2 separate regions of the Homo sapiens genome follow, and region 2 is linked to region 1. The links are chromatin loops, found by intact Hi-C in ENCODE. Cell type or tissue: breast epithelium. All regions are shown on one strand. Each heading gives the region's core, and the rest is flanking DNA. Links, peaks and the distances in the headings are about the cores only. Region 1 holds the start of FIGNL2 (fidgetin like 2). Region 2 overlaps SCN8A (sodium voltage-gated channel alpha subunit 8).

Region 1 (14,700 bases), core at 4,171-12,170:
TTCACTCTGTTGCCCAGGACTCATGCAATCCTCTTGCCTCGGCCTCCTGAGTAACTGAGGCTGTAGGCACATGATGCCTTTCGAATTTTTATAAAAAGGTGTTCTGCTTGTGTAACTAAAGTGTGTGTGTGTGTGTCTATGCGGGCAGCTTAACTGCCCACTACTCTAGGGTGGGTGTCCTTCACCCTCAGAAGTTTCTCCAACGTGGTACCTGCCCTGGGAGGGTAAGAGAGACAGCTGTTGAGGCATTAGAAAAATGAGTGTCAGATAGGCAGCCCCTGAGCCTAATCATAATAGCAACAACTCACTTAGCACTTTGCAAGGCGTTTTCACACACATTATCTTATTTGAGTCCCACTACGACCCTGTGAGGTCACATCATCGTCCTTTTCCAGGTGGGGAGACAGGCTCCCCAAGATTAAGTGGCTCCCCAGAGACAGTGCAGAAAGTGACAGAGGTGGGATTCAGTCCAGGGTCTCTGACCTTCAACCTTGGCACCCCTCTGTCTCCCTGACTCATGTCCATTACAGCATGCAGCATTTGTTCATCCACCTGTTCCTGTCCCCCACTGACCCTGGGATCTTACTTGAGTCACTGTTCCTAGAACTTAGTAGACTCAGGCATCAGTACATGCTATTGAATAAAAGAATGAATGAACATTCAAACCTGGAGCCCTGGTGGAGCAGGTCATGGTAGGTTACAAACTTGTTCTTTAGAGTCCGTGCATTCTTTTTTTTTTTTTTTTTTTTTTTTGAGACAGAATCTTGCTTTGTCAGCCAGGCTGGGGTGCAGTGGTGTGATCTTGGCTCACTACAACCTCCACTTCCGGGGTTCAAGTAATTCTTCTGCCTCAGCCTCCCAAATAGCTGGGACTACAGGTGCCCGCCACCACACCTGGCTAATTTTTGTATTTTTAGTAGAGATGGGGTTTCACCATCTTGGCCAGGCTGGTTTCAAATTCCTGACCTCAAGTGATCCATCTGCCTCAGCCTCCCAAAGTGCTAGGATTACAGGTGTGAGCCACCGTGCCTGGCCTAGACTGTGCATTTTTATACTTGCTATATTCTCTGTATTTATTTCTCTTTTGTTCTTTAACATTTTGCAAAGCTCTTTGGAAGATGGCTGACAGCAAGAGTTGCCAAAGGAATGGCTCTGCCTGGATCTGAACTTGTTCCTCCCCACTGTACACACCCATAACTGGAGACAGCCACCCCTGAGGCCAAGGGAGCAGAGGGGAGGCTCTTGGCTGGCTCCCTTCCTTACCTGAAGGGAAGGTTTCTATCTAGGACCAATGCTCGGGAAGGATGAGATTCTACACACTGAGTCTTGCGGAGCACACACCCTCCCTTCCACACCCTGGCAGACTCCAGACCCAAAGAGGTGGAGGTTCAAGGGTGGGGTGCAGATACCGAGGCTGGATGAGTTAGGGAAGGCATCCTGGAGGAGAGACCTGGAAGGCTGGTGTAGGAAGGGGAGGAGGCTGGGGCTGAAGGGAGAGAAGCAGGGAACCTACTCCAGTAGTGCTGGATGATTTAAGTACAACCAGATGTGCTGGGAATCTCCTGTCAGGCTCAGGCCCAGAGAGGGCAGAGTGGGGGTGGAGAGACCTCTGGGCCACTTGGATTTGCAGTTCCCTATTTTGCCCTGGGTCTGTAAACTTTAGGGAGCGAAGAAGCCCAGTAGGATTCCAGAGGTTCCAGATGGGCTTGCATGTTAGAGGGCGGATCGTGCAGGACTTGGAGGAGGCTTCTGCCTTTGGACAGGATGGAGTGGGCTCAACCCCTGGAACCTAGGGGAAAAAAAAGATTGGAAGTGCTCTGCTAGGATGCGGGACAGATAGGGAAGACTTTACAGAGAAGGGCATACCTGAGTTGGGTTCTGAAGGATGAATAGGAGCTCATCAGGCAGAGTAGGGAAATGAGATTCCAGGCAGAAAGATTCTGAGGTATTAAAAAGGTATGCATGTTTAGTGGGAGTTTCTGTGTGACTGTAAGGTACATGGTGGGATCAATTTGGGGTGCTGGCTGAAGAGCTATGCTGCAGGATGGTGCAGGATGTGCTTCTGCTCAAAGAACAAACAGCAGGGCCATGTGTGGGGTAACGATTTTGGAAGCGAGGTATCAGCGTCCCCAAGTGTTGGGCCCCAAGGAGTTAGCGGAGACTGATAGCCACCCAGCTCCTCCTCCCAAGTCTGAGCTGCATAGAGGGAGGAACATGTTTTCTAGTTTGCCTACAGGCTTTCGAGGGCTCCTAGGCTGGATGTGGGGTGGGGATAGGATCCAGACTAGACACAGCTTGTAGCACAGTGGGAAGGCAAAGCTGGTATACGTTCATGAAGAGTAAGAGTTTTTGGGGTGGTTTGATCAGGGTTGGGGAGGCACTGGGAACTGGGCCTTGATGGGCAAAGAGCAAGAATGAGAAGGGCTAGAGTTTCCATTTGTGGGGACAGCAGCCTGAGTCCCGGGCAAGTGTGGTTGGGGGGAAGCCCAGCTGGGTGTGGTGCCCTCTGGGCACGCACCCCAATCCCCAAGCCAGGACACATTTCCTTCCTTTCCTGCTCATAATGACTCCTGAGTGGCCAGTCCAGAGGACCACAAAGAGGCCTCCCCGCCCTTTCCTCTTCCTCTCTTCCATTTCTTTCTCCCTTCCTCCCCCCACCCCATCCTTCCCCCAACCCGGGGCCCTTTTCTTTCCTTCCTCCTCACCCTACTTGCTCCTCCCGCCCTCTCTCTCTAGCTTTTACTTCCTCCCTCTAACTCTCCCCCCTCCCTCCAAAATCCTTTGAGCTGATTCTCCCTAGACCCACGGAGTTATTTTTCTTCTTAATGTTTTTAGAAAGCCCTTGTTGCAGGTCTCTGGACCAGGAAGGTCACACACTCCCACACTTCTGCTGCACACCCACATGCATGCGCCCGCAGCAGGTGCCTGCACTCAGCCACACAACCAAGCATAGCACCTGTCTCCCCTGGGGGCAGGATGGGGGTGGGATTCTCCACCTTGGGTGTGATACTAGCAAAAGATCTGGGAAAGAATGGAGGGCCCTCTGCAGAAGCCACACATTACCACCATCATTACCACTATTATTATCCAATCCATTGCCAGGCACTTGACCTGCCTGGGGATGATCACAGCCACCTCAGCAGGGGCTCTCAGGGCACAGATCCCTTGACTGGGGACAGCCAGGAGTGAGGTCACCCCAGAGTCCTCAGAGATCAGTCTCTCGGGCCCTGCCCAAGAGGGCAGGAGGTAGAGATGTGATGAACAGAGTATTTGTCAGCCCAGGAGGCTGGATGATGTATTAACAGGACTTTAATGAGCTCTGGGAGGGGGAGCCACACTTCATCGCCCTGAGCACTGGTGCAGGGTGGGAGGTGGAGGGGTGAAATGATCAACCTCACCCCCACCTGCTAACTAAACCTCTTAATATCACCCACAGCAGTCCGCCCATTGGAAACAACTCAGTACTGCCAAGCTGCTGGTCTTGCCCCTGGAGTCCAGCGAAGGCCTTATCCAGCAGGCTGGTGTCTTCCACTATCTCACTAGCAAGGCCTTCCTTAGCTTTAAGCTTGTCCTTCCTTTACTCCCGGACTCCTAGAGGATGAAGGAGAACCGGATCCCCGCTCCAGGGGAGCGCATGATCAATTCCTTCCTTCACACTGAGCGCCTCAGTCCAACCCCACTCCTGTCATCCCCCCTTCCCTGGAGCATGGTGGAGCAGGATCCCCATTGGCAATGCCAGACTTGGCTTCCTGGCACTAATCCTGCTGGCTGAGGCACCCAGCTCATAAGGATATTAGTCTTTCCCTTAGTTCCTGTCTCTGGCTGTCAGGGAACCTGACAGGTAGGGGTGGAAAAAGTGCAGTGGATTCTAGATCCAGCTTTGCTGTGTGACCCCAAGTGTGTCACTTCTCCTCTCTGGGCCTCCAGTGCTCCAACAATAAGGAAATAGCCAAGGAGTTCCTTCCAGCTGGTATCCTGGGATTGTTCCTCCAGCAAGGGTTCCAGTCTCCTAGCATGGTGGTTGTGGCTCCCTTCATCCTGCCTGATTCTGAAGCCAGGGGCTACTCTAGCACTCTGAGCCTTGACACGTCCCTCCTCCTGTGCCAGGGCAGAGCCCTGGGGGTGGGGAGTGGCAAGGAAGAGATAATTCTGGAGGTGGAAAAGACACTGACCTTGGCAAGTTCCAGAACCTGCGTGGGTGCCGGTTGCTTCCAAATGTGGGCTGGAAAAGAAGTGGGAGCTACTGAGGCCCTCCCCTTCTGTTTCCCTGAGTGGCACCTAAAGGAGTGCCCCAGACCTGTCAGACCCCAGAGCCTGCAGGGGAATCTGCATTAGAAGAAGGGAGGGGGTAGTGTTTGGAGTTCTACAGGCTAGTGGGTGAGGGCCAATCTTGCCCTACTGACACTCAGGCTAGGCAGCCACTCAAAAGGGAAACAAGCTCTCAGGAGAGAGGACCCTTAAGCACTGCCCTTGGGTGGAAACAGGATTGCCTTGGGACATCTGGAGGCTCAACAGCAGGAAGGTTCTCTGGACCCTCCATCATCAGCACAGCCCTCCTCCTACCTTCTCCTGGGGCAAAGCCGGTTCCTGGCCTTTATCCCTGATGAAGCCTTGAGTGTGTGTGTGTCGGGCAGAATTCTGTCTACCCTTCGACTGGGAGCTCCAGGAAGACAGGGCTGTGCCTCTTGGACTCTCTTGGGTATCCCTGGTGCACAGTCCAATGTTTGGCACAAAGTTAACACTCAGTATGTATCTATTGAACGGATGTCTTTGGACACTCTCAGTGGACTAGAGGTCTGGGATTCATCCCTCATCTTTTCTTCCTGCCAGTCATCCTGCTTGGCCCAGTGTGACTGCCGCCTTCTGGGCAAGCCCTCCAGTGGAGCCCTCTGTTTAGATCTCACACCCTACACTCCGCTGCCCCCGTCCAGTGCTCGCCCTCCTCCCCCGCAGCCACCCGCTCCCGGAGTGGCATCAGCGCAGAGCCGCGGCCTTGCCTGGCGGTGCGTCCTGCCCTCTGCAGCCCGGGAGGGCAGGCGCAGCAGAGTCCCGCGCGCAGTGGGTTCTCAGCTCACCTGGGGGCGGAGGAAGTGAGCAAGAGTCCTCCAGACTGGGGCCAGGGGGCCAAGGCAGTCCTGGGAAAGGGGGTCTGGGGCGGCCCGCGGACGGGGCGGGCCCAGGCCGGCTGCCTTCCCCTTTGCCCTTCGACCCAGGAAGCCGCCCACATCCAGCGGACACGCTCGACGGGCTGGGCTGCTCAGTCCCGGCCTCGGCCCCGTCCCCATGCCGTCCCCCACCCCTACCCGCCGGCCCGACCCCCACCCCAACCCCAGCTTCCCGCTCCGACGGCCGGGAGAGGCGGGGCGGACGGGTCTGAGAGTGGCGAAGGACACTCTCCACACCGAGGGTCACTTGCTCTTTTTTCCCCTCTGTGGCTAATTTATTTTAGAGCCAGGGGCGGGAGGGGGCGGGGCCAGCCGGGAGGGTGGCAAGGAGGGGCTGGGCGAGCCCAGGGGAGGTGGGGGCGGGGCGGGGGCGAGGTGGGGGAGGGCGGGGAAGAAGCCGGGGGTGGAGGGGCCAGAGAAGGGGCGGGAGCTGGGGGAAGAGAGGGGCACTAGGAGAGGGAGGAGCAGGGAAAGGGGAGGGGAGGGAGGGCCTGCGAGGGAGGGCCCTGGGGGCGGGCGAGGGGAGGCGGGGGTGGGGGTGGGGGTCTTTCCTGCGGGGGGAGCCGGGGCCGCCCCTTGTCCGGCCACCCCCACTGCCCAGTCCCGCTCCCGCCCGCGGCGGCCGCAGCAGCCGCAGCAGCAGCGGCTCCAGGATGGTGAGCGCCACTGCCCCCCAGCCCAGGCCTGTCGCCCCCGGCCCGCGCCGCCGCCCCGGTCCCCGGGCCGGACGCGCCCCCAGGCCGCGCACACTCACCTAGGACCCGGCCGTGATGCCGAGGTACGGGGCCGCGGGCGGGCCGGGATGGGGCGGGGGGAGGTGACCGTTCGGTCAGGGTGTCCGGAGCTTTGTCCGCCGGCCCGGGGCCGGAGAGGGCCGAGAGGGCGGGGGCTGCTAGTCGCGGGGTTCAGCTCGGCGGGGGTCGGAGGGCAGGGCCGGCGAGAGACCCTAGCGGGTACGTGGGAGCCGAGGGTCACTTCTCGGGGGGAGGGGGCGGGCAGAGCAGGGGATAGCCGCCCGGCCGCCGACGGGCACCCGTCTCGCAGCCCCCTCTGGTGCGGGGGCTGCAGCGAAAGCGAGCAGCCGGCTCGGGGGCGTCTGCTGGCCTGGGGGTGGGGAGCCAAGGTTTGCGGGTTCGGGTCCCAGAAGGATCCAGCGTCCGGAGCCCGAGGGCCGGCCCGCAGGCCCCTCCCACTCCGTCAGGTCTTTGTCCAGCGGCCCCTGTGTGTGTGTGTGGGAGGGGTGGGGGCTGGGTTACTGGCCCGGAGATTCCCCAGCATGGTGACGGGGCAGTGACAGGAGGCCGAGGCTACTTAGGGTCCCCGCGCCCCTAACACCCACCCTCTTCATGTCTTCTCCTCTGGCCCGGGAGAACAGAGCCCGCGTCTCAGAGTCAGGGGGTTGTAGGAGGCTGTACTCACCTTCACCCTGGGGCTACAGGCAACAAGGGGGACCCCCGGAGCGCCCAGCTCTCCAGAGAGGGCCCCTCAAACTTCCCCACCGCAAGAGCCCTCTCCTGTTCTACACAGAGATTCGCATGCTAGCAACCCCCCCGCCGCTGCAGAGGGTCCTTCGCAGATTGCTGAGCACCCTGTAGGTGATCAGCAAATGCTGGTGCCCTTCCCCAGCCCCGCTGGTCCCCCTGCCCCCGCCAGAGGAGGAGGCCTGGGAAGGGGTCTGCGCGGGGCAGAGAGCGCGCGGCCTGGACCCTGCGCCCAGCGGCGGCCCGGAGCGCAGGGGTGGGTGGACGGGTGGGTGGGCTGTTAAAGGGACGGTCACTAAATCAGGATTAGGCCGTAGGGCTGTCAGGCTGCCGGCCCTGTCTCCATGGATACCTAATTTGGAGGAGAATAGAGGACTGAAGAATGTTTGTGTTGTCCGCACGGGCTGTGGCGGCGGAGCGGTCTCCTGCTTTCCGCCCGGCAGCGAGGAGTGGGGACCCGGTTCCAGCCCAACTCTGGGCTTACGGCGCAGGTGGGCTTCCCGGTTCCTGGGCCGTGGGGCCTCCCCTGTGGAGCCGCCCAGTCTCTGGAGTGGGCTGGGCCCGCAGATGCCACGGTGCGAAACCCTCTGACCCTGCAGAGGGAGTCCCAGACCCTCCCGGAGCCTACCCCGAAATCCCATAGCATCCTCCTAAAGCCTCCCCGAGCCTCTCAGTCCGGAACCGACGCCATTCCCCGCTGTGCCTGAGCCCCCAAGGACGGGCGCGCCGGGCTGCCCGGTGCTGTGGTGCCGCCGCCACCCAGCTGTGGGACGCGGGTACCGGGCGGCCGCGCGAGCTGCGGGCAGGGGGCGGGGCGGGACTTCCTGGGGTGGGCGAGGAAAGGGGCGGGGCTTGCTGGGGTGGCTGGGCTGGACGGGTGACAGGCCTCGTAAATCCCCTTTCCCATGTTTAACACCATTTCATTTCTTTCCACTTGATTCCATTGGCATCCAAGGCAGACGGGAGCGACCCTCGTGTCCTCGCTGTAATATCTTCTGGGCGAAGCCCTTTTGGGCCAAAGGGAATTAGGCTGTGTGGGGCAGAGGAGTTGCTCCTGGGGAGGCCTAGAGGACCCGCATTCCTCGGGGGGATTCCTGTTGCCCCCACCCCCGCCCCAGAAGAAGAAACAGAAGGGGCTGAGAGACACAGAAATGAGTTTGGCTTCGGAGGCCCTGCCCGATTCTCTGGCCGTGGTATGGCTGAGGGCTGGGCTGAGGATCCCGTAACTGTCAATTCCAGTACCAGCCTGGGCGAAGGCTGGGGAGAGCCACCCAGACTGAGTGTGGCGTCGCAGAGCCCTTTCCTGCCTTTCTTCTGCTCACCCATGGCCACAGCTTTTTATGGATCAGGACTCCCCTCCCTGCCCTGCCTGGGCCGCAGCTTTATTGCTGAGATCTAGGGCTCTCTCCACGCAATTTCACGCCTCTCTGCCTTTGCTCCCGCTGTTCCTCCAGCCAAATGCCTTCCTCATTGTCCCTGTCTTTCCACAACCTCCTTATTCTTCAGGGCCCAACTCGGATGCGCACCTCCTCCGCATCACCTCCCCAGCCCCGAGCTTCTGTCACTTGCTCCTCCCTCCGTGGCCTGCACCTGTGCTCCCTTCCGCCTTTGTGGCGGGGTCCACTCAGGGCTTTGACTGAAATGGAGCATGTACTCCCTGGCCCTGCCCCCAGTGGGCTTGCCACAGGGCTTGACACCTTGTGGGTGCTCCATAAATATTGGTTGGCTGAATAAAAGGGGTTTTGTAAGGGCCTTTAGCCAGGCAGTCTGCATAGCATGGAATCTGGCCACCTTCAGGTAAACAGCTCTGTGCTCTTGGGTGGTGGAGACCCCTGGGTGGGGCTCCTCCTCTCCCTTTCCCTTATTTGCCTCCTTCTCCTCCCCATGACCCTACCCCACCCCCCCAAGTCCGGGGAGGACTTTGCCCCTTCCCTTCCCCACAGACCAGCATTCTTTCCCTGCCATTATCATTCTGTTAAACAGAGAGGCCAGTCAGGATCCATATGGATCACATTAACAATTGCTTATTATCTGGGCCAGGACTCCCCCGACTCTCCCCCCAAGCTCCGACTGCTGCCATTGCTGGACCCTTAGGAGCCCTGCCTTCCCCTCCCCCTGCCGTCGGTCAGCCAGGGAGGGCAAGAGACAGGCTGGTCTCCCTCACCTTCCCTGTGCCTTCTAGCAGAACTTTGCCTCTCCTGGACTTGGCGGTTATCGACTCCTTTACCCGATTTAATGAAAACCAGGTTCCTGGAAGGAGCATGGCTCTGCAAAGCTCCAGGGCTGCAGCAGGGAGATGTGGACTCCAGGCCCCAGTGCCCCTGTGCTCTGCAGCCCTGAGACCCCCTTCAGGGGACAGAGACTGTGGGGGGGGGGCGGTGAGCCACAAGAGGTCAAGTATGGGGTGCTGGCATCTGCTACCTTAGCCTTGGGCTGGTCCTGCCCCCTTTTGGGAGCTGGCTGTCTGGTGAGGGAGATCAGGGCAGAGGGACCCTGCCAGGCTCTGTGGTGTTGGGCTCCCAGCCTTTCCCTGCAGTCAAAGAAGCAAGAAATCTGTTAGAGCTTCCCAGAGCAGCCACTGAATTGGCCTTGAAGGATGGGGAGTGTACTTCACGTTTAAACCCATATATAACCCAGGAATACTAGGGCATGGAAGGAGCCTCCAAGATTACCCATTCTGGGTATCCATAACTTTTTTTGATTTACAGAGCCCTTGGAGACACTGATGAAAGCCATCCCCAGAAAAATGCACTTCCGTTAATTGACACCAGACTTTGCATTCTGCTTTAGAGGATTCTTGGATCCCCTGAAGCCCATGGGGACCTTATGTCAAGAAACCCTCACCCCAGTCCATCCCTCTCTGATGTGCTGAGGACAGAGTCATGCCTGCAGCCTGGGTTTCCTGACCTCCCCACTCAGTGCTCACTCCATGGCCATATTACTTGCAGTAGGACCGCCAGAACCAAGCGACCAGGGGTATGAGATTGAGGCACTAGGCCAGCCTTTAAGTGGGAAGAGTTCACACTGGCTGGGTCAGGGTCTGGGCTGGTCATCTCATCTCTGACTATGTGGCTTGGAGAGAGGCTGTCCAGCTTTTTTTTTAGGGTCCACTTGTCTCCAGGAACAAGTGGCAATTGCTCTTCTCCGAGCAGTTTCATAAGCATCTTGATGAATCATAGTTAACGCTTCCACACACTTGTTAAACACTCTGTATCTCATCTGTGAGGTGAGAAAATAGAGTGAAGAATGGTGTCCACCTCCTAAGCAGGATATTGTGAGGATGAAAGGAGTCAGAGCTGGGAGACCTGAGTCCTAGTCTTGAATGACTCTAGGTGCAGGTGCTCAGGGCTGTGGTTACTGTTGAGGCCAGCATTTCCCCAGTTTGCTTAGCCAAGGAAAGGGGACTGCAGTGCGAACCCCCTGAGTGCCTTCTGTCTTTTCCTTTAGTACCGAGGTATGGACAGTGTCAGCCTTTGGAATATTCATCTTCAGGGTTGGAGGCAGAGTGGGGGTTCTTAGTGAGTGGGAGAGCTGGGCAGTGGCCATGGCCTGCCTCTGTAGCCCCAACCCCATTTTTGATGACCAGTTATGACCCCTACCCTAGAGACCAAGCTTTGTGCTTCAGCAACCCCTTGCTGCTAATCAGATGTAACTCCGGACAAGTGACTTCATCTGTTTGGGTTTCAATTTCATCATTTCTAAAATGGGGATAAGAACCTCATATGATGGTGATGTGGCCCTGGTTTCAAATAGTCTGCCCCTTTGATTCTGAAGCCTACCTTGGGGACCCGCTTAGTGACTCGGGGCCCAGGGACTCCAGAGAACGACCTTCTAGCATAGGAGTGAGGATGGGGAAAGGGCATGTGTGTGTGAAAGTTCTGGCCCACAGCAGTGCTTGCCCAAGTCATCTTAAAAAAAAAAAATTGTAGAGGCGGTGGTCTCACTATGTTGCCCAGGCTGATCTTGAACTCCTGGCTTCAAGTGATCCTCCCATCTTGCCCTCCCAAAGTACTGAGATTACAGGTGTGAGCCATTGCAACCAGCCTGCCAGGCCATATTTGAAGCCCCCTCCGACATGGAGTCAGGGCAGACAGGGGGTGGGCAGGTAGATGGGAGGAGAGGCAGCATGGATGCCTGCAGGAATCTGGAAGGTAGCAGCATACCTCCCTCTGTCCCCTCTCACTGCCAGGGCAGACTCAGGCCACATGGTCCCCAGCCCAGTGTTGTGATTAATCAGGGATGGATGTGAAGATGTGACAAACAAGCTGCATTGACTCTTTTTTTTTTTTTTTGAGATTGTCTCTTCTGTCACCCAGGCTGCAGTGCAGTGGCATGATCTTTGCTCACTGCAACCACCACCTCCTGGGTTCAAGCAATTCTCATGCCTCAGCCTCCTGAGTAGCTGGGACTACAGGTGCATGCCACCACGCCCAGCTAATTTTTTTTTTTTTTTTGTATTTTTAGTAGAGACGGGGTTTTGCCATGTTGGCCAAGCTGGTCTCAAACTCCTAACCTCAAGTGATCTGCCCATCTCAGCCTCCCAAAGTGTTGGGATTACAGACGTGAGCCGTGAGACTTCATTTACTATTAACAAACCTGTGTTGAGCACCTACGCACTGTGTCCAGTACTGTGCAAGGCTCTGGGTGAACCTCAGCTGCTCCCGCGGGTGTCCAGCCAGGATTGGCCTTCCTGAGCCTCCCCACACATGCAGTGGACACCTATGGACCAGGCTCTGAGCTGGGGCTTTTATGCTTTGGCTTCCTTAGCCACCTGCAGCCTCCCACATGGCCAGGGAGAGCCCAAGGGTGGCCCCAGCTTTGGTGTTGCTTTGCCACAAGTGCCTAGCATGTATCATGGCTGTGAGGCCTTGAATATTTTATCCAGGTAGCTATTCATCCAGCAACCATTATTTTCTGATGTGGTGCCACCTTCAAGGAGCTCACAAGATGTTGGGGACCAGCGAAGAGGCAAAAGGACAGGCTATGCTTTTAGGACCACTGTCCCTGCATTCTCTAAGCAGAAGGAAGCCACATAGGGCATGTGAGCTGGGGAATGGCAGCCTCTGGGCTATGGCGAGGGTACAGGACAGGTTTCAGAGGCTGTAAGGGGGAGGATCAGCATCTGACAGCAGGGGCTTGCCTCAGAGGAGTCCTGAGCAGATTGCCTTTTCCTGGGGGAGGCTGTGTCGGTGGGCATTAGAAGCAAAGTGAGACAAGGGCCACTGCTTGGGGAGGGTCCACCTGCAGCCGAGTGCCCTATTTGACCCTTGGATGCTTAAGAATCTGGAGGTGTTTGTTCTTTCCAGGCCAGTGGGGAAAGAAAACTGGTAGGATTTAGGTTATACCTGAAAAAGGATCCCTCTTCCCCAGCCCTCATATCATGCGGCTCCCTCCCCACCCAGCCTGTCTGTTGCCTTCTGCTGGAGCAAAGGGGCTCCCTGGGAACTCTCTGGACACCAGGAGAAACTGCACCTTCCTCCTTGCTCTCTGGAGGGACAGCATTTCATCAGTGGCTGGGTCCTCACTCCTCTAGGAAGGGGCTTCCTTTCCAGGCACACTGTGTCCGGCATGGGCTGGCCATTCTTTTACCATCGTCTTCCACACTGTGGCCCTCCTCAGGCCTGAGTTTTGGGGACTGAGCCCCTTGTTGAGAAAAAAGGAGCTGCGTAAAATGAGGAAGGCAGCTGGGAGGCTGAGGTAGGAGGAGGTCAGGAGTCCATTCTGGGACTTGTTGAGTTTGTAGTGATCATTAGATATCAGAGAAGAAGAGAGGAGGGGAGAGGAGGGGAGAGCCCTTCCACCTGCCCAGCAGTGCCCCTCCCGGGAAAGGCATTCTCTGGTGCCGAGTGCCTCCACTGATGGGGACTCAGCACTTCTAGAGATGGCTCACGTGTTCTCAGATGGGGCCAAGTCCTTCTGTGAAGCCAAAAATCTTTCATGGAGGATTTGCTTCTTTTGAGGAAAAGGGGAGGAGGGGCTGTGCAGAGCTGCAGGGGCCGCCACGGTCGTGCAGAGATCTGGTCTTCAGGAGCCTTTCTCCTCCCCACTCCTCTGGCACAGTCTCAGCCTTGCAGTCCTTTCTGATCACTCTCTGCAGAGTCTGGCTGAGACCCTAACCAGAGTCCTGTGTCCTAGCCTTGAGGCCAGCGCCTCTCAGACCTGGGCAGGGATTTATCTGGTCCCATGAGAACAAGTTTGAGATATGCTAAGCTCCGGGGTTGGTGGCTAAGTGTGGGAGGGGGTTCAAGAAAGGAGGGCTGGGGGAGCAGGGGAGGTTGAGGAAGAGGGTGGGAATGAACTGCTCCCTCAGTTTTCTCAGCTGTTCGATGGGAACACCACCACCTGCTGTGGCAGGCAGAGAAGTATCTGGAGCAAGACTGCTGGGGGTGGCATCTGTCCCAGCTTGGTGACTTAGACAAGTTAATCGAGCCTCAGTTTCCTCACCTGCAACATGGGAATAACGTCCTCACTCAGATTAAATGAACTGATGTGTGTGAAGCACTCAGGGCCGGACTTGGCTTGTGTTGAGAATCCCATATGGGAGCAGGCAGACAGGAGCTGCTGTGGTTGCTCAGTCTTTTCCTAGCACCCTCCCCCCAGTATCTTTTTCCCTCTGTGTTCCTGTGGCCCTGCAGGTGTAGGGGGCCACCCCCTTGAGGACAGCCCTGCCCACTCACACCCAGGTGGACCGGCCGGGCTGCATAGCTGGAGTTACTCGGCTCAGCCCCCCCAGGGCTGGGAAGAGGGCAGGAGGGGCTGAGGCAGCTGCTGGGGACTCCTGGGTGGGCTGCCTGGGCCTGTTTCCTCGCCTTTGGTAAGGCCTGGCCCTGTGGGGGCATGTCTCTCTCCCACCCCCATGCACGGGAAGGGGCCATATTTGGGGCTAGGGCACACAGGATCACCCAGACTTTAAAGCTTAAGCCTTTTGGAGGCCACATGCCACCCAAACAGACTCAAGTCAACCTTGGATCCTAAAACTGGCTACGGGGAGGGGAAGTGTGGGGCCCTCCAAGAGACTCTAGGCTCTTGGGCTGAGCCTTGTGGTCCATGACCCTGAGGAGTTCCTGCAGATAACTGTATTCCAATGTTTTTGTTTTTGTTTGAGATGGAGTTTTGCTCTGTTGCCCAGGCTGGAGTACAATGGTGTGATCTCGGCTCACCACAACCTCTGCCTCCTGGGTTCAAGCAATTCTCTTGCCTCAGCCTCCCAAGTAGCTGGGATTACAGGCATGTGCCACCACACCCAGCTAATTTTGTATTTTTAGTAGAGACAGGGTTTCGCCATGTTGGTCAGGGTGGTCTTGAACTCCCGACCTCAGGTGATCAGCCTGCCTCAGCCTCCCAAAGTGTTGGGATTACAGGCGTGAACCACCGTGCCTGGCCAATGTTATTAATTCCCTTTGTAGCCCCATGTATTTTTCTTTTATGCATTGAGGAAGTATTTTTGAGAACAGGTCATAGGTTTTCCAGACTGCGAAAGGGGCCTAAGGCTGAAAGTGGTGAAGAGCTCTGGCCTCATCCTCCATCTCTCGCCCATGCAGGGCCAAGTCCCAGGCAAAGAGGAGCCCCAGATGCAGACCCAAGAGGAGACAGGCACTGGAAGGACCTCACCAGCCCCAGATCACAGGGCCACCCCAAGTGGACAGAGGACAGTCCATGGCGGCCTCCACTGAGCACCTGCGCCCTCCCCGCAGTGCCCATCACTGAGTGCACAGGTGTGAGGCTGCGTTGTGTGCTAGAAACAGAGCCTCAGGGAGGGGAACTGACTTCAGACAGGGCAAAGCGCAGAGTCAACTGCAAATCCCTGTTCCTCAATGAAAAAGCAAGTCATCTTTTTAAAAAGTAATTGCTGACAAAAAGTCATGACTATCATTAAAAAGTCCAGGTCATCCTCGTTCCCAGTGGCCCTGCTCTTTCTACCACTGTGTGTCAGGGAATGTTTTCTGAGGGAGGGGACTTTGGGAAGGAGCAGGTCAGGGTAGAGAGAGAGCTGCAGAAAGGGCTAGAGAGCCACTTGTACCAGGGCTCACAGACAGGGGCTGGCTGAGCAGCGG
Region 2 (14,700 bases), core at 6,382-14,381, 55 kb after region 1:
TAGAGACGGGGTTTCACCATATTGGCCAGGCTGGTCTTGAACTCCTGACGTCAAGTGATCCGCCCCCCTCAGCCTCCCAAAGTGCTGGGATTACAAGCATGAGCTATGGCGCCTGGCCTGCTGGAGTTCTCTAATTTGTATAAGCAGAAATCTGGAGAACAGGTATGGGAATGGATATTAAGGTTGCAGGACAACGGTGGAAGGAACATAAAGTTGGATCAGGTTGAATTTATTGATATGGGCCCACTAAGCAGGGATTCTGTGTTTAATATCGCAGCTCGGGGAGTTAAAAAGGTTCTAATAGTTTATTTGCTTGGTTAGCTGAAACGTGGATCAAAAGATGGCCCACTGTGAGTAAGCTGGAAATGCCTGATCTCCCTTGGTTTAATGTAGAGGAAGGGATCCAAAGGCTTAGGGAGATTGGAATGCTAGAGTGGATTAGTCACCTTAGACCTACTCATCCCAACTGGTAGGGTCCAGAAGACATACCCTTAATAGCTTGCAAAACAGATTTGTGAGGGGAGCACCTGCATCCTTGAAGAGCTCTGTGATTGCTCTTCCCTGTATGCCAGATCTTACAGTGGGAACTGCAGTCACTTAACTGGATAATTTAAATGCAATGGGAATAATTGGATCCCAAGGTGGCAGGGGCTGAGTGGGGGCACTCAACTGTCAAAGGCAAGGTGGGCGTAGCTACCATAATGGATAGCAGAGGCAAAGCAGCATTCAGAATAGTCTGATTAGTGTAGAGCTCTGGCATTGGCTAATTAATCATGGTGTTCCTAGAAGTGAAATTGATAGGAAGCCTACTACATTCTTTCTTGATTTGTGTAAGCAGAAAACTTCCAGGTCAAGTGGACAAAAGGCTAATTTGAATTATAAAAATAGAGAATCATGCCCCCTCAACCAATTTCCAGACTTGAACCAGCGTACAGACCCAGAATAATATTCCCCTTGAATAAAGGGGAGGCCTGGTCCCTTTGAGGAAGGACCCCACTACACTACTGACAATTTATACTGCTAATCTTTCTCCCATGCTTCCCCAAGGAGACCTCCGGTCTTTTACCAGGGTAACTGGTCCCCTTTCGGGGACTACTGGACACTGGACACTGGCTCTGAGCTGACAATGATTCCAGGGGACCCAAAACATCACTGTGGTCCTCCAGTTAGAGTAAGGGCTTATGGAGGTCAGATAATTAATGAAGTTTCAGCTCAGGTCTGACTTACAGTGGGTCCCGGATTCATCCTGTGGTCATTTTCCCAGTGCCAGAATGTATAATTGACACAGACATACTTAGCAACTGGCAGAATCCCCATATTGGCTGACTGGTAGTGTGAGGCCTATTATGGTGGGAAAGGCCAAATGGAAGCCATTAGAGCTGCTTCTACCTAGAAAAACAGTAAATCAAAAACAATACTGCATCCCTGGAGGGACTGTGGAGATTAGTGCCACCATCAAGGACTTGAAAGATGCAGGGGTGGTGATTCCCACCACATCCCCATTCAACTTTCCTATTTGGCCTGTGCAGAAGTCAGATAGATCTTGGAGAACGACAGTGGATTATCATAAGCTGAACCAAGTGGTGACGACTCCAACTGCAGCTGCTGTACCAGATGCGGTTTCATTGCTTGAGCAAATTAACACATCTCCTGGTATCTGATATGCAGCTACGGATTTGGCAAATGCCTTTTTCTCCATTCCTGTCCATAAGGTCCACCAGAAGCAATTTGCCTTCAGCTGGCAAGGCCAGCAATATATCTTTACTGTCCTACCTCAGGGGTATATAAACTCCCTGGCTTTGTGTCATAATCTTGCTCGCAGAGATCTTGATCGCTTTTCCCTTCCACAAGATATCATGATGGTCCATTACATTGATGACATTATGCCGACTGGACCCAGTGAGCGAGAAGTAGCAAACACACTGGACTTACTGGTGAGACATTTGGGTGCCAGGGGATGGGAAATAAATCAGACTAAAATTCAGGGACCTTCTACCTCAGTGAAATTTCTAGGGGCCCAGTGCTGAGGGGCCTGTCAAGATATTCCTTCTAAGGTGAAGGATAAGTTGTTGCATTTGGCCTCTCCTACAACCAAGAAAGAGTCACAACGCCTAGTGGGCCTATTTGGATTTTGGGGGCAACACATTCCTCATTTGAGTATGTTACTCCGGCCCATTTATTGAGTCACCTGAAAGGCTGCCAGTTTTGAGTGGGGTTTAGAACAGGAGAAGGCTCTGCAATAGGTCCAGGCTGTTGTGCAAGCTGCTCTGCCACTTGGGCTATATGACCCAGCAGATCCAGTGGTGCTTGAGGTATCAGTGGCAGATAGGGATGCTGTTTAGAGCCTTTGGTAGGCCCCCATAGGTGAATCACAGAGGAGGTCCGTAGGATTTTGGAGCAAGGCCCTGCCATCTTCTGCAGATAACTACTCGCCTTTTGAGGGACGGCTCTTGGCCTGTTACTGGGCTTTGGTGGAAACTGAACGTTTGACCATGGGTCACCCAGTTACCATGTGGCCTGAACCGCCTCTCATGAACTAGGTGCTCTCTGACCCATCTAGCCATGAAGTTGGGTGCGCACAGCAGCATTCCATCGTCAAATGGAAATGGTATGCACCTGATTGGGCTCGAGCAGGTCCTAAAGGCACAAGTAAGTTACAAGAGGAAGTAGCTCAAATGCCCATGGTCCCCACTGCTGCCACCCTACCTTCTCTCCCAGAGCCTGCAGAGATGGCCTCATGGGGAGTTCGCTATGATCAACTGACAGAAGAAGAGAAGACTAGGGCCTAGTTTACAGACGGTTCTGCACGAAATGCAGGCACCACCCAAAAGTGGACAGCTGCAGCACTATAGCCCCTTTCTAGGACATCCCTGAAGGAGAGCACTGAAGGGAAATCTTCCCAGTGGGCAGAACTTCGAGCAGTGCACCTGGCTGTGCACTTTGCATGGAAGGAGAAATGGCCAGATGTGTGATTATATACTGATTCATGGGCTGTAGCAAATGGTTTGGCTGGATGGTCAGGGACTTCAAAGAAGCATGATTGGTGACAAATTTGGGGAAGAGGTATGTGGATGGACCTCTCTGAGTGGTCAAAAACTGTGAAGATATTTGTGTCCCACATGAATGCTTACCAAAGGGTGACCTCAGCAGAGGAGGCTTTTAATAATCAGGTGGATAGGATGACTCATTCTGTGGACACCACTCAGCCTCTTTCCCCAGGCACCCCTGTCATTGCCCAATGGGCCCATGAACAAAGTGACTATAGTGGCAGGGATGGAGGTTACGCATGGGCTCACCAACATGGACTCCCACTCATCAAGGCTGACCTGGTTGTGGCCACTGCTGAGTGTCCAATTTGCCAGTAGCAGAGACCAACACTGAGCCCTCAATATGACACCATTCCTCGGGGTGATCAGCCAGCTACTTGGTGGTAGGCTGCTTATATCGGACCTCTTCCATCATGGAAAGGGCAGCGGTTTGTCCTCACCAGAACAGACACTTACTCTGGATATGGGTTTGCTTATCCTGCATGCAATGCTTCTGCCAAGACTACCATCTGTGGACTCACGGAATGCATTACCCACCATCATGGTATTCCACACAGCATTGCTTCTGACCAAGGCACTCACTTTACAGCTAAGAAGTGCGGCAGTGGGTTCATGCTCATGGAATTCACTGGTGTTACCATGTTCCTCATCATCTTGAAGCAGCTGGATTGATAGCATGGTGGAATGGCCTTTTGAAGTCATGATTACAATGCCAACTAGGTAACAATACTTTGCAGGGCTGGGGCAAAGTTCTCCAGAAGGCCATGTATGCTTTGAATCAGTGTCCAATATATGGTACTGTTTCTCCCATAGCCAGGATTCATGGGTCCAGGAATCAAGGGGTGGAAATGGAAGTGGCACCACTCCCCATCACCCCTAGTGACCGGCTAGCAAAATTTTTGCCTCCTGTTCCTGCGACATTATGTTCTGCTGGCCTAAAGGTCTTAGTTCCAGAGGGAGGAATGCTGTCACTAGGAGACACAACAATGATTCCATTAAACCTGAAGTTAAGATGGCCACCTAGCCACTTTGGGCTACCTCTAAGTCAACAGTCTAAGAAGGGAGTTATAGTGTTGGCTGGGGTGACTGACCCAGACTATCAAGATGAAATCAGTCTACTGCTCCACAATGGAGGTATGGAAGAGTATGCATGGAATACAGGAGATCCCTTAGGGCGTCTCTTAGTATTAGCATGCCCTGTGATTAAGGTCAATGGGAAACTACAACAGCCCAATCCAGGTAGGACTACAAATGCCCCAAACCCTTTAGGAATGAAGATTTGGGTCACTCCACCAGGTAAATAACCACAACCAGCCGTGGTGCTTGCTGAAGGCAAAGTGAATATAGAATGAGTAGTAGAAGGTAGTCATCAATACCAGCTACGACCACGTGACCAGTTGCAGAAATGAAGACTATTGTCATGAGTATTTCCTCATTTTGTTAAGAACATGTTTGTGCATGTATACACTTGTACTAGGAAAATATCTTCATTTTAGTTCTTTTCTTTTTCCTTTATCATGTGACGTAAGATTTGTTGACTTCGTATCAGCATTTAAGTGTTGTTAACTTTATGTAATAGCATTCAGGTTAAGGATTAGTGCGCTTCTGGTTGTATGAAGGATAGCTGTATTATGTTAGGCGTAATTAGGACCTTATTATTGTATTTATTTGGAGATTAAGTATGATTTCAGGAGATGTGTATGGGTTCAAGTTGGCAAGGGGTGGACTTGTAATGGTTAATATTAAGTGTCAATTTGATTGGACTGAAGGATGCAAAGTATCGTTTCTGGGTGTTACCAGAGATTAGGCTGGTGCAAAAGTAATTGCAGTTTTTGCCATTACTTTTAATTTGAGTCAGTGGACTGGGAGAGGAAGGCCCACCCTCAATGTGGGTGGGCACCATCTAATCGGCTGCCAGCTCAGCTAGAAAAAGCAGGCAGAAGAAGATGGAAGAAGCTGACTTGCTGAGTCTTCTGGCCTTCATCTCCTCCCGCGCTGGATGCTTCCTGCCCTCGAACATAAGACTCTGAGTTCTTCAGCTTTTAGACTCTTGGACTTTCACCAGTGGTTTGCCAGGGGCTCTCTGGCCTTTGGCCAGACCAAAGGCTGCACTGTCAGCTTCCCTACTTTTGAGGATTTGAGACTCAGACTGAGCCACTACTGGCTCCCTTCAGCTTGCAGATGGCCTATCGTGGGACTTCACCTTGTGATCGTGAGTCAGTTCTCCTTAATACACTCCCTTTCATATATACATCTATCCTATTAGTTTTGTCCCTCTACAAAACTCTAATACATTTCTTACTTTAAAAAGATGATTTCTATACTTTTGTTTCTGAACAAATTAATGTTAATAAAAATCCCCATCATCAAAAACATCTTCCTCTTTTTAGAGTACCATTTGAAAATAGGGGGTATGATTTGGTCTGTGGATTTTCTGTGTCACTCAACGATAAGTGGCCAGGAAAGTTTCAAGAGCAGTGGACAAGGGTAGCATTGTCCAAAGTGTGTTTTGTGAGAAATTAGGAGAATGGACTTGAGGCCAGGGGCTGGGCTTGAATCCCCACTTGCTCACTTACCAGCCACATGTCTTGGGAACCTCTCTGTGCCTCAGTTCCTCAGGATTCTTAGAGGTTTGTTGAGAGGATTATATGAATTAACATATTTAAAGCACTTATTATGGTACCTGGCACATAATGTGTTCCATTTAAATGTGAGCTATCATTATTATTACTGAAAAAAAGGAAACTGGTCTAATAAAGGTGGGATGCTATGTTACATTTAAACAGAATTCTTTATTTTTGAGACTAGGTCTCTCTCTGTCATCTAGGAAGTGTAATGGCGTGATCTCAGCTCACTGCAGCCTTGACCTCCCGGGCTTAAACAATCCTCCCACCTCAGCCTCCCAAGTAACTGGGACTACAGGCACGTATCACCATGCCTGGCTCATTTTTTTTTTTTTTTTTCAGAGATAGAGTTTTATCATGTTGCCCAGGCTGGTCTTGAACTCCTGGGCTCAAGTTGTCTGCCCGCCTTGCCTCCCAAAGTGCTGGGATTACAGGCACGCGCCACTGCACCCGGCCCAGAATTCTTTACCGTAGGATTTCCAAGAGAATTCAGTAATGTGCACTGTGAATCCTCAAAGGAAAATTAAAGGCAGTGTTACCTAAAGTAATTCCCTCATGAGATTCTTTTCTTGAGGAGAAATGTCTAGGATTAGTGTTCCACATATCAACACACTTTTGGACATGCTGCTCTGGAGGACAGAACTAGAGGGTGGCACAGGCCAAGGGGAGACCCCTGCCTTCTGGTACCTTATAACCACTACACTAGGCCCAGCATGGCCGCTGGAGCTCTGGGGCTGGTCCCATGGGTCTCGAGCACTCTCTCTAGTGTAAATGAGTCAAACTTACCTGGAAACAAGGCTGAGTTTTATCACAAAAGATGCCTTTCAGGAAGGCAAGGAAACATTTTGGGAGGGCAATCAACAGGGTGGCATTTCCTTCTGCCTGCCTGCCAGGACATCATCCCCCCACACTTTTAGGTTGAAGCAAAATGCACACAGTCACTGTTAAAAAACTTGGACTTTGGGATCAACTCGAGTTATGCCTCCACCACCTCCTAGCGAGTGGCTGTGGACATGTATACAGTCCAGATAATAAAGAAGCTTGCTTCCTGGGATGTAATAAGAATCAAATGAGATAACACAGGTGAAGAAACTCTCAAACTGTAGTTGGCCCACAGTAAAATCTCAGTAAACAAGCCCTGCCAGTAACAGCAGCACTACCATGGCCATCACCACCAGAACTTACCTAGACTATTTCATTAATGGCCAACTTAGCAATCATTCCTTCTTTCATTTTATACTTCTATTGTGCTACATTTTTTAATGACAACTTTCTTTTACCTTCCCTGTTAGACTTTAAACTCCTTAAAAGCAAGAACCAATCTTCTTTTTTTTTCTTTTTTCCCTGAGCCACAGAATTTATAATCCAAGACTACCGAGAACACTCAGTAGAAACTCACTGACCATGGAACCTGCTAGGCAGGCCCCCGAGATGACTCAGGGGCACACATGGACTTAAGCTATGAGGGTATCTTGCCTGCACTTCAGACCTGTGTCATTCATTCCTCTCCTGGGAAATCTCATCCTCACAATCAGTCAGGTCCCCTTTCCCCTCGCCTACTTCCCCAACCCCACTCACCCACAATGGAGAGGATGACTACCACGAAGTCGAAGATGTTCCAGCCAATGGTGAAGTAGTAGTGCCTCAACGCAAACATTTTGAGCACACACTCACAGGTGAAGAAGATAACAAACACCAGGTTAATCCAGTAGAGGATGTTCTCCATCTGCTTGCTTTGAGTGTCTGTCTCCACCATCATTGTCACCATGTTAAGGCAGATGAGCATCATGATAACAATGTCAAAGGCTTGCTGAGTGACAAAATCAAAGACGATTCCTTGGATTTTGTTCTGGGGAGGAAGGGAAGGAAAAGATAAAAGATTCATGAAAACCTTTCCAAGCCAACCTATGGAAGCTGTCACCCTGCTAATCGAGGTACCCTCTCCCTCCTTTTCTGTAATACTGGTCAGCTCTGCTGCTCTATCAGGAGCATGGATGGAGACCAACATCAATATTACCTCACCAAGAGCTTTCCAAAGTTACCAGCTTCTCTCTGTTTTCTGTTTGTTTTTCTTGAGACACAGTCTCATTCTGTTGCCCAGGCTGGAGTGCAGTGGTGCGATCTTGACTCACTGCAGCCTCTGCCTCCTAGGTTCAAACAATTCTCATGCCTCAGTCTCCCGAGTAGCTGGGATTACAGGCACACACCACCACGTCCGGCTAATTTTTTGTATTTTTAGCATAGACGGGGTTTTGCTATATTGGCCAGGCTGGTCTCGAACTCCTGGCCTCAAGTGATCTGTCTTCCTTGGCCTCCCAAAATGCTAGGATTACAGGTGTGAGCCATCATGCCTGGCCTTTCTTTCTGTTTTTAGAGACGGGTCTTACTGTGTTGCCCAGGCTGGAGTGCAGTGGCTATGCATAGGCGCGATCATAGCACATAGCAATTCAAACTCCTGGCCTCAGGTGATCCTCCTGCCTGAGCCTCCCAATAAGCTGGGCCTACAGGTGTGCACCACTATACCCAGCTGACCCACTTCTCTTTTGCGTCTGTGACACCACACACTCTGGCTGTCGTCCTACTTACCCAGCTGCTCCTTTTTTGGTCTCATCTGCCAGCCATTTCTTCTCTCAATCCCTTCTTTCTCTAAATTTTTGCTCTATGAGAGCTCATCTATTCCTGCTGCTTACGTGATACCTATGTACTTATGCTTAAGCTTTTCTTCTCCAGCCCATACCTTTCCTCTGATCCTGAGTTGCTTTCTTGCCACTTCTTCTTGATGACTCATAAGCATCTCAAACTTACCATGTCCAAGCCTCTCACAGTTAAGTCCAAAGCAGAGCCAAGTCTGTTCCCTGCCCCTCACCCAGCTTGTTCCTCTCATCTCAATTATTCATCCAGGCTCTCAAGCCAGGAATCTGGGCATCATCTTTGTCTCTTTCTTCTCCCTCATCTGATCCACTGAAGGGCCTGTTGATTCTTCCTCCAAAATTATAACTTGGGTTCATCCACTTCATTCCATTTTTATTGGCTCTATGCTAACCTGAGCCACCATCATCTCTCATCTGGACTTGTATGGCCACTTAACTGGTCTCCCACTTCTTCTCTTGCCCTCATCCAATGCAGTCCTCATATAATAGCAAGTGTAATGATTTAAAACAAATGGATCATGGCCAGGTGCGGTGGCTCACGCCTGTAATCCCAGCACTTTGGGAGGCCGAGGCCTCCCAAAATTGATCACTTGAGGTCAGGAGTTCAAGACCAGCCTGGTCAACATGGTGAAACCTTGTCTCTACTAAAAATACAAAAATTAGCCGGGCATGGTGGCAGGCGCCTGTGGTCCCAGCTACTCGGGAGGCTGAGGCACGAGAATTGCTTGAACCTGGGAGGCAGAGGTTGCAGTGGGCCGAGATCACGCCACTGCACTCCAGCCTGGTTAACAGAGAGAGACTCTGTCTCAAAACATAAAACAAAAAACAAATGGATCACATCATTCCCCTACTTAAAACCTTTCAAGAGCTTCCCACTGGGCTTGCAACACAATCCCTATTTGTTAACCTGGCTTACGGGGAGACACCTGGCACAGTCTGACTCTGCTCATCAATGTCCCTCCTCTGGCTCGCCACCCCCTGGCCACACTGTTTTCTGCTTCTGGGGTCTTGTGTATTCTGCCAGGAATCTCTTTCCCCAGCTCTTTGGTTCCATCTTTTTTTTTTTTTTTTTTTTTTTTTGAGATAGGGTCTCGCTGTCTTCCCCAGGCTGGAGTGCAGTGGCATGATATAGCTTACCATATCCTCTGCAGCCCTGACTCCTGGACTCACGCCATCCTCTCACCTCAGCCTTCTCAGTAGCTGGGACTACAGGCATGCTACCAGGCTCGGCTAATTTTTTTTTTTTTTTTTGTACAGATGGGGTTTCACTGTGTTGCCCAGGCTGGTCTAGAACTCCTAGGCTCAAGCGATCTGCCTGCCTCTAGATCCCAAGTTGGGATTACAGTATGAGCTACCGTGCCCAGCCAGTTCCTTCTCATCCACTCAAGTAGACCCTCCTTAGTGAGGCTTTCTCTGACTACTATATTAAAGTAGATCCACCACTTATAGCCCTCTAGTTAATTTTTTTCCTACAATCTTCCACATTTTATTGTAGCTGTTTGCTTACTTATTTATTATCTATCTCCCCAACTATTATAAGCTCCATGACAGCAGTCTACCTTTTGTTCATCACATAATGCTTAGTGCACGGTACATAGTAAAGACTGATAAATATTTGCTAAATGAATGTTAATCACTCTTTATTAATGTTTCCTACTTTTTAAAATATTTTATTTTATTTTGTATTTTTTGAGACAGGGTCCCTCCCTATTGCCCAAGCTGGAGTACAGTGGCACGGTCATGGCTCACTGCAGTCTTGGCCTCCAAGCTCAAGCAATTCTCTTACCTCAGCCTCCTACGTAGTGAGGACCACAGGTACACATAACCACGCCCAGCTACTTTTTACAAAATTTTTTTGTAGAGATGGGGTCTCATTATGTTGCCTAGGCTGGAAGTTATATTTTAATGTGGAAGAAAATACACTCAGGTTCCCATATGGAAAGTACTAAACAGAACTTTAGAAATGTTAACCCTTTTCTATTCCCTTTAGTCCCATTTCTATCACAAAATGAAGGCTTAACATCAAGGAAATAAAAAACCCCAAATGTTCTCTTTCTTGAGATTCCTTGCTTTTTTGTTTGTTTGTTTGTTTGAAGTACTGAGATACTTGGGCTGGTGCTTATTTCCAGGATTACTTTAACTTGGTGGTTTTCAATCTGCCCTGCAAAGCCCTAGAATTTCTTTTCCTTCAAAAGTTGATGCGGTAGATGTACCACGTGCGGCGTGTGGGGGTGAGGGGAGAAAACGTTCTGGAACTATAACTCTTGATTCAAACATAGTCACTCTACTTTTATTTCTACAAATTAGATTATCAGGGAAGCTTTTGTATTAAAGGTTCTGCTGGGTTTTTTTGGTGGTGTTGTGTCTGTTTTTTAAAGTTGCTAAATGGAAGTTACAGAAGAAGGAACTTTGGGCCTGGCTTTTGGGGGTGATGTCCCATCCAACCGGATATATGGAATCAGGAGCAGGGTATCTCCTTCTCCTTCTCTGAAACAAGACAACCATCACCAATGGAACAATGGAGCAGAATCTCAGCCCCCTAATCTGTTTTATAAAAGGCTCAGCTCAAGAGAGGCAATCAGGGCACCAGACTCCCATAGTTTTACCCTCTTCTGCTCCCACAAATAACCAGAAGCATGATTTTAACTTCTAGATACATCCTGCAAAGACATCCTTATTGAGCAGAGAGAAGCTGAAAAAATTATGACCAAATCCTATCTTGAACTGGCAGGAAAGAGAGCAACTTTATTTCATTTTCTCTTGTTGACTTTTGGTTGTCTCTAAAAACATCTCTCTACTAGGGCCAAAGCCAATGTGGTTCACATGCTGATTCTTGGTGGCTGCCCAAGGAAGGCTCAGAGGATAGGTCGAGGATTGATGTAAAAGCCCCCATGCCTTAATCCCTGTTCTTCTGCTGTCCTATTCAGATCTTTTGGATGGGTGGTGAGGAGAGGATTAGGCACAAAGCAGCCAATCACTTACCTTTTTCCTTCCTTTGCAGTAACTCTACTAGTACTTTTCCTATATGGGTTCTCACCAAGGCCTCAGCCTGCACAATGCACTTACCAAGGGGCGGGGAATAGGTTTCTGTGGCTTCTTTGAGCCCAGCTTTTTCATGGCATTGTAGTACTTCTTCTGTTCTTCGGTCATGAAGATGTCCTGACCTCCGAAGTAAAGGAGGGAAGAAGAAAACAGACAATTACAACTGGCTCTCAACATGCTATGGGTTTGGACCTAAGGTTCAATACTGAGAACTGAGGGGAGACCTATCCCTTTCCTTTGTAGCTAATAGCTGTCCCAGAGTGGGGTAGACCCGCGATAATCATTCAGCTCTAAAGAGATACCTGCCTTTGTTTTTAGCTCAGGATTTCTAAGATCTTCCAGTCCCAAGGTAGAAAGGAAATGGACTATCCAATTATAGACCCTCAGAAAGGGTAAACTTGAGAGCAGTGACTCTGAAGGCAGTCATATCTCAGAGTCTCATTTTCTGGGGGCCAGCTTTCCTGATACATTCTAGAAAACACATTTTAGAATAAAAAGATCTTTGTGTCCTGGCTGATAGCCAATTTATTTTAGATGATACCCAAAATTTGGAAATTCTGGTGCAAGAAAGCAATTTGGAGGGTGTCTTGGAGTATGCTGGGATAGACTTGACTTACAAAATGAGCAACGAGCAATTTTTTCAATTTGCTTTGTAAAACTTGTTAACCATCTAGAACAAGTAAGGAAGTAAACTTTCCAAAGGTGGGTCTCTCAAATCCCAATTTGCTTGTGCTCAGAGATTGACTAGATAATCACAAGTCTAGACAGTTTCTACTTCTTGCGATAGCTATTCATCTGTTTCTTTCCTTTTCATCTCTGTTGCTCGACTGCACTCTCTGACCTACCTGCTTCTGGTGGGAGACCAAGACCAGTAATAGGCCTCAAGAATAAAAGACTGCTAGTAAGTGTGGTAAACTACATGCTGCAAAATCCAGCCCCGAACAGAAAGAGTGGGTTGGGGCTAACGTATGGGGGCCAGGGTCACAGTGAGCTAACAATATAGATTTTAGAGAAAGAAAGAGGGACATTTTCTTTCTAGAGATAGGGACAAAGGTGCCTCTTATCTGGGCTGACTTCCAACCACTGGCAATGAGGGGAGGAGACCTATCTTTTTCTTTTGTTGATTGAAGTTATCAATGATGACACCAATGAACAGGTTCAGGGTGAAGAAGGAGCCGAAGATGATGAAGATGACAAAATAGATGTACATGTAGATATTGTCCTCATACTTAGGCTGCTCATCAGGCTGTCAAAGGACAGGATAAAAGGAAGAGAATCAGCTCCTAGTTTGGAGTTTGACACGCCAAGGCCATCAGCCGTAACTGTGACCATTTGAGCTGCTAAACATCTTGGGGTGGGAGAGCCCTAGATTCTTTCTGCCTGCCTCCTTCTCTACACTGGCATGGCCTGCCTTGAGAGGACACTAGTCGTCCTCTGACTCATGTGGAGAACATGCAAATCATGAGGCCACAGGGAGGGAGGGCTGTCTGCTAGGAGCCATACTTTTGCTATGAAGCAGGATTGAAGCATAGACAGCTTCACTGGGGCCACGTAAAAAATCAACAGTCTAATCATCGGGGGCCAATGTAAGAGAGTGATGACTTACTGAGACGAGGAAAATGATCTATAATCAATAACACAAGCAATAAATGTTCCAAAGAGAAACGTCAACTCCTCCATTCCTTCATCCCTTCCTCTTTCTTGGTGGGCTCGGTATACCATGCTGCTTGCTTTCCAGCCATCTGAGAAGGTGGTATTTTCGCCATGTACATCCTTACCTTCCGGGAATCTACAGCTGCATACATGATGTCCATCCAGCCTTTGAAGGTTGCCTGGCAAACAGAGTCAGTCATTAGACGGTGCCTATAAAGGGAGTGGATGGGAGTCTAGGCAGGGGTCCCAAAGGCCAGGCTTAGGTTCAGTGAGAACACAGAACAGGGGTTTGGGTGCAGCCTCCCTTGGACACAGAATTTTCTGTTTGTTACTACAGGTCCCAGGAGGGCTTTGTTCCTGAAAATAACAACAAAGTTTGGCAAATAAACATGTTGAAAATGGTAATGGGATTAAGGCTTTACGAAAGGACTCAAAAACATGGGCCTGAGAAGCCTGCCTAAAGTTAGGGAAAACTTTTATGAGTGAATGGCAGGAATCTACTGAAAATGCTTGGAACTTAGCATTCCATTCCACTGAGGAATCATTTTTTAAAAAGGTGGTAAGCAAAAAAAAAAAAAAAAAAAAAGGTGTTAAGCGATGGGGGTTGGAAAAACTCATAGTTGGATTTAACAGAAAAACAAGATCAGACTTACCCTTTACTAATATACACATGTATAGCCTATGTAGTAGCAATACCAGCTTTATCCTTGACAGTCCCTTCCCAATTCTACTCCTTCAGTCTACTATATCTAGACTGATTTTGGAAACAAATATGGATAATCCATGTACTATTCACCGTGTTTTATGTACTCAACCAGATTCTAAGGTTTTTTCAGGGCACAGGAAGGTCTTTATTCATCTGAGGGCCCTAGTACTGTACTGTCAAGCACAGCATCTTGCATATGGCAGGGACTCTGTGACTACCATGTTTGACTGGCTTGTGGATGTGCACTGGTTTTCTGGAGATGCTCCAATGCGGATTCAATTTGTGGGTCCAATTTTTTGAACTGGGATACAACAGCAAAAAAGCTTTGGGGTAGGAAAAACTACAGTTCATTCCATGAACTTTGCCTTCTACTATGAGTTGACAGTGAGTGCTTACTATATGTAAGGTTAGGTTGAGAGCTTCATCTGTTATTGCAGTTAGTCTCCCAAGAACTGTATGATATAGGCATGGAAATATAGTAACAAAAATACTTAATAGCAATTTTCATTAATTAAGCATGGTTATATGCTGGGAATTGTGCTAAGAAATTTTTAAAAATCACAAATCCTCTTAACAACCATGCAAAGTGTCATTATCTATATTTAATAGATGAAGAAACAGAGAATCAGAGAGGCTGAATAATTTGTCCAAAGTTACATATCCAGTAAGTATCAGAGTATGTTCAAATCTATAACAGTCTAATTTCAAAGCCTACGAGCTTTCACTGCATTATGTTGTCTTGTCACACATTCTGAAACACTGGTGAGAGAGGCAGTGAAAACTAAGCACGAAAGAATGAAATTAGGCAAAAGAAAATTATCTAGATAGTTAAATCCTTCCTTACTGTGATACATTAATCTGATACCTTTCTCTGGGGTGGAGCTGAGGTGAGTGTGGCACCAAGGCACTGCCATGGTTTTTTCCTAAGTTAACTGGAGTGTGGTGAGTATGTACTATTATTTTGCTCCATCACAATT

Evidence for each region. Peaks named below come from ENCODE experiments on the same cell type or tissue, not always from the same donor. Only the 100,000 strongest peaks of a DNase experiment are listed, where the experiment ranks them.
Region 2: a loop joins it to region 1, with 13 times the contacts of the local background. A loop is called at or near these places in 2 of 110 quality-filtered maps.

The regions. Positions count from the first base shown.
Region 1 is chr12:51,839,783-51,854,482 of GRCh38, reverse strand. It overlaps FIGNL2 (fidgetin like 2), which reads left to right and starts at 5,765. Exons shown (of 2, transcript NM_001384995.1): 1 at 5,765-5,943. FIGNL2-DT (FIGNL2 divergent transcript) reads right to left here and starts at 6,260. Exons shown (of 3, transcript NR_135803.1): 1 at 5,920-6,260; 2 at 4,173-4,222; 3 at 1,754-1,789. RefSeq lists enhancers at 5,541-6,532, 6,731-7,439, 8,150-8,858, 8,859-9,569. In breast epithelium, for the core only: no CTCF peak of the experiment used is centred there; a DNase peak (open chromatin) is centred at 7,471; H3K4me3 peaks cover 3,648 bases; H3K27ac peaks cover 4,645 bases; H3K27me3 peaks cover 381 bases.
Region 2 is chr12:51,787,191-51,801,890 of GRCh38, reverse strand. SCN8A (sodium voltage-gated channel alpha subunit 8) reads right to left here. Exons shown (of 27, transcript NM_001330260.2): 23 at 13,143-13,196; 24 at 12,473-12,610; 25 at 11,389-11,493; 26 at 7,250-7,520. Among named protein-coding and RNA genes, the nearest start is that of TMDD1, 20 kb to the left of the region's middle. In breast epithelium, for the core only: no CTCF peak of the experiment used is centred there; no DNase peak of the experiment used is centred there.